Linked DNA regions of Mus musculus: region 2 is linked to region 1. A link is a loop called in an ENCODE intact Hi-C map of the cell type or tissue named here. Cell type or tissue: left cerebral cortex. All regions are shown on one strand.

Region 1 (2,500 bases):
AGTGTCCCTCAAGATTCAACGTGTGAACACACATGAATCACCTGGAGATTCTGTTCAAATGTTCTAATTCAGGAGTTCTGGGCTGAACCTGGGGATCTGGGAATCTTCCCTTGAAACAAGCTTGGCAGGGGGGCGGGCATGGTGATATACACCTGTAAACTCACCATTTAGGATTGAGAGGGTGTGGAATTCAAGGTTACCCTGAGCAACCCTGTCTCAAAAAGACCAAGCCAAAACAGACAAAAAAGGCAAAACAAAAACACCACCAGGTTTCCAGGAGCCACCCAGGCTGCAGCTCAGACTGCTCTTATGTAACTGTGTGGTAGCTTGAATGATGGGAAGTATGACTTTTCAGGCCAGCTGGGACCTTAGTTAACTGAGTTCTAAAAGGCTTGTTTTCTTGTCTATAGCACGAGGCAAGAAGGCCGAGAGCTTACAGCTCGATGTTTTCAAAGCCTTGAGTGCCTGCACATACACCATACACATGCACACATACAGACACACACACCCAGGGCAAGCAATAGTAACTACATTATAGAATGCCCGGCATGCTCACCCATGAAGCACATTTACCCCGTGGCAACAAATGCTAGCCTTTTGGCAGGATAGGAAACATTTGTTGAACGAATTATCAGCCAGGGATTTTTCTTTTTTTTTTTTTTTTTTTTTTCGAGACAGGGTTTCTCTGTATAGCCCTGGCTGTCCTGGAACTCACTCTGTAGACCAGGCTGGCCTCGAACTCAGAAATCCACCTGCCTCTGCCTCCCGAGTGCTGGGATTAAAGGTGTGTGCCACCACGCCTGGCTGGATTTTTCTAAGGGCCATTATTTCACCATCTACATTTTGCAAAAGAAACGGGAGCTCAGAAGTGGTGTTCAGTGACCTATTGTTACACGCCTAAGTCGCTAAACCGGAATCCAACCTAAATTTTGGGTTCTTTATCACTGTGAACCCATGGAGTTGTAGGGACCAGCGCAAGCCAGCATTCCTTCTCTGAAAGCCTTGCTTCCAGGCTAAGAGGTGACGCTCAGGGGATCGGTAGGTGGCAGCGGAGGGCTACGAGGCTGTATGAGTCACTTCGTTGCCTCACTCCCAGAGCCTGCGCAGAGACTTGGTTCCACAACTTTCCCTCCAGGCTATGCTTGGCTCGCGGGGTTCCCTAGTGGGAGACCTCAGGGACCCGTCAGACACTAAACAAGTTCATATACGAGTTCACCAAAATAAGTCTTTGTCGGCTGGGAGGTCTCTGAGAAAAGCAAGCATTCCTTTCACCAGGCACACTGAACTGTCACCTGGAGAGCCCAGCAAAAGAGAGGAAGGTAGGGATCTCTCTCGGATCCCCCTGAGCAGTTTAGGGACTCCGAGCCTCGGTGCACGCCCGCTGGCCCCGAGAAGACTCTGACCTCGGAAGGGCGTGAGGCGAAGTCCTCATTTACCAACGAAGACCTCTGGGAGTGGGGGGGACAAGTGAATTTAGGGAAAGTGTAGGGGTGGGGGCTAACCGGGCGGTTTCCATGACACCGGGGACGTCGGAGAGGAATGTACACCCCAACCTATGGCGAAACAAGAGCGGCGCCTTGCGAGCCCCGCTCAAGGAGGCAGGGGATCCTGGGTGGGAGGGGTTGAGGGGCGTGGGGAGCCGGGCAGGCCGGGGGGCGGGGCGGTCACGTGCGCCCGAGGGGGCGAGGCCCCAGCCTGCCCGGGAGCAAACCGAGCTCGCCCTGCCACAGTTCGCTGTTCAGGAGTCAAACTTTTTCCAGGACGGTCAACGCTTCATCTGGACAGCCTGGAACGCGTGGCAAGGCGTCTGCGGCCAACTTGGGGGACAACAGTTTGCTAGGGAGTGATCGTAGGAACCTGAGATCTCGATTTCTCCGCTAACAGAGGTGCGCTCCCGGAGAAGTGTTGCCTCAGCTCTAGGGGGACAGGCAAAAGGCTGCTGACCCATAAGACTGTAGGAGTCAGTACGTGCCTGGGATTCAGGAGCTCGTTGTGGTCATGGTGAATGAAAGTCTCAACCAGGAGGAGAGCAATGACAGACCTGCGCCAGAGTCGGAATTCCAGATGGACACCAGCTACTCCACCCAGCCCAGCGGCTCCATCCATCCCAGCGTCTCAGGCCACCCCAGCGTCTCAGGCCACCCCAGCGTCTCAGGCCACCCCAGTGTCTCCATCCATCCTAGTGTCTCCATCGACCCCAGCGTCTCTGTCCGTCCCAGCAGTTCAGCACTCCCCAGTACCTTGGCTCAACCCAGCGGTTTGACCCATCATAGTAGCTTGGTTAGAGAAGACAGCGTGATCAAGGTGAGCAAGCGTCGTTGGGTCGTGGTCCTGGTGTTCAGTTGCTACTCCTTGTGCAATGCCTTCCAGTGGATTCAGTACGGCTCCATCAATAACATCTTCATGAACTTCTACGGTGTCAGTGCCTTTGCCATTGATTGGCTGTCCATGTGCTACATGCTGACCTACATCCCTCTGCTCCTGCCCGTGGCCTGGATGC
Region 2 (2,500 bases), 54 kb after region 1:
AAATTGGTCAAATAGGCAGTTTTGACTTACTTTCTCTGAGCCTGGGATTCCTCATTCACAAAGTGGATGGAACTCTACTCACTCTGTGGGATCCTGGGAGGACTCAGAATAGTGGACACAGAGGTTGGCTTAGTCTTCATCCCTATCCAAAAGCCTTGTGGAAAGAAAAGAGGACGGAGAAATGAAAACAGAATGTGTGTTAGGGGCAGGGGGTGCGGAGATCTCAGCAGTTGGAAAGTTTGAGGGGAACCCCCAAAGAGCAATGAGCAGGCGATTTCCCTGACCTTGGCTGCTCTGGAATAACTGGGCTCTCTGTGTCTTAGTTCAATTTGCAGTGCATTTAAATCTTGCAATTGGTTTTTTTTTTTATCTTGTTTGCAAATATCCTATGCCTTAGGCCCAATTATCCAGTATACTTCTAACAGCCCAGAGTGATCATAAAAGATTTTAGTATATGCCAACCTAATCCTGGCCTATAAATACAAAATCCTGACATCCCACTTTTCAGATGCCAATGAAGTAGAAGGGTCTGCTTTGTAAAATGCGAGTCAGGATTGGAGAGACAGCTCAAATGAGAAGCGCTAGCTCTGTAAGCGCGAGAACCTAAGTTTGATTCCTGGGATACACTTCTTTTTTTCAATTTTTTATTAGATATTTTCTTCATTTACATTTCAAATGCTATCCCATAAGTCCCCCTATACCCTCTCCCTACCCTGCTCCCCTACCCACCCACTCCCACTTCTTGGCTCTGCCGTTCCCGTGTACCGGGGCATATTAAATTTGCAAGACCAAGGGGCCTCTCTTCCCAATGATGGCCGACTAGGCCATCTTCTGCTACATATGCAGCTAGAGACACGAGCTCTGGGGGTACTGGTTTGTTCATATTGTTGTTCCACCTATAGGGTTGCAGACCCCTTCAGCTCCTTGGGTACTTTCTCTAGCTCCTCCATTAGGGACCCTGTGTTCCATCCAATAGATGACTATGAGCATCCACTTCTGTATTTGCCAGGCACTGGCATTGCCTCATAAGAGACAGCTATATCAGGGTCCTTTCAGCAGGGATACAGGCATGGTGGCAAGTGCTTGTAATCTCAGCTTGGGGATGCAGATGGGGAGACTTTGGCATTTGCTGGGCATCTGTTCATCAGCCAGCCTTGAAGGAACTCTCCAGAGGACAGGAAACCAGAGGATAAGTCCCCCAACCTATTTCTAACTTACACCCATGTGTTCAGAATCGAACTCAGGACCTGTGTATGCTAGGCAAAAAATGGCCTACACTGCCAGTCATGCCCTTCCCTTCTGGTTGTGACTCTGTGTGGCCCCTCATGCAGAGGGTGTTCAGTTAACACTAGCTGTGGGTCAGCTACCAGGATGGTGCTGCACTGGGGTGGGCAGCTTTCCAGGCCGATTTGTCGAAGCCTCCAAAGTTTCCAGTGTCTAGAGGCAAAAGACAGTGGTCGACCTGTTCTCTGCCACACAAACCCACTTCTGTAAGCCTCTGGGCAGGCCAAGTCTCACTTTGGTTGGCCTAGTCAAAGGCCAGCTGAGGCCACTCCCAGGGATGTGGCTGCCAGGCTCACGAATGATGAGGAGCCTGGCTCGGCTTAATTACTGCTGGTGAAGCCTGGCTGCCTTCTCCTCTCGGCATCTGTTAGTTGCTTGTTTCGGCCGGATACAAAAGCACTGAAGGCTGGCCACCCCCGTCAAGAGGACAGAAGTGTCCCTTCTTCCAGGGCCTGCCCTGCAGCAGGAGAAGGGAGGGACTGGAATGTTGGCCTGGCTGGGTCGTGGGCAGCCAGATGATTTATTTAGATGAATTAGAAAATATAGTAGAGGCCTAGGAAGACTCTGTTTAGTACAAGTGACCAGCTGCCAATCATCCTCTTCCTCCCCAAGCTCCTGGATTTGTTTACTTTGGGTTGGAGGTCGGAACCTGGGAATTGAAGTCTATCTCAGGCTGGGACTAGGAATAGGTTTTTGTTGTTGTTGTTGTTTTGTTTTGTTTTTGTTTGTTTTAAGTAGCCACTGTATGAAGGTAGAGTTGTCGTTTAACAAACACAGCACAATGAATTTTTTGTTTTGTTTTGTTTGTTTGTTTCTCTCTAGTGAGTTTGTAGAATTACTGAGAGTGACTCACATTCCTGAGTATGCTTTTTACGGGGTGATGGAAATCGAGGGAGTGAATGGGGTGAAGGATGGAGGCCTCTTATTCTCAAAACCAGAACAGAGTTGCATCTGCTGGAGGCTATGGTTCTGACCTCTTTGCAAACTGCAACTGCATAGTAAATTACTACTCTCCTGATGTGTAGCTTGAGATACCACTGATCTTTCAAAGCTTGGGTTCAGAGCCTACCTTCTGCATTGATTCAGCTACTGACTGTTTGAGAGAAGGTTTCTCTGTGTGGCCCTGGCTGTCCCAGAACTTGCTCTATAGATCAGGCTGGACTCAAACTGAGAAATCCACCTGCCTCTGCCTCCTGAGTGCTGGGATTAAAAGCAT

Evidence for each region. Peaks named below come from ENCODE experiments on the same cell type or tissue, not always from the same donor. Only the 100,000 strongest peaks of a DNase experiment are listed, where the experiment ranks them.
Region 2: a loop joins it to region 1, with 2.5 times the contacts of the local background. A loop is called at or near these places in 2 of 42 quality-filtered maps.

What each region holds. Positions count from the first base shown.
Region 1 is chr12:85,744,854-85,747,353 of GRCm38, forward strand. Flvcr2 (feline leukemia virus subgroup C cellular receptor 2) reads left to right here and starts at 1,686. Exons shown (of 10, transcript NM_145447.2): 1 at 1,686-2,500. The coding sequence starts at 1,999. In left cerebral cortex, CTCF peaks have their summits at 1,045 and 1,894; a DNase peak (open chromatin) is centred at 1,059; H3K4me3 peaks cover 1,417 bases; H3K27ac peaks cover 782 bases.
Region 2 is chr12:85,798,709-85,801,208 of GRCm38, forward strand. All of the region lies in intron 5 of Flvcr2 (feline leukemia virus subgroup C cellular receptor 2), which reads left to right. Among named protein-coding and RNA genes, the nearest start is that of Erg28, 25 kb to the right of the region's middle. In left cerebral cortex, no CTCF peak of the experiment used is centred here; a DNase peak (open chromatin) is centred at 1,529.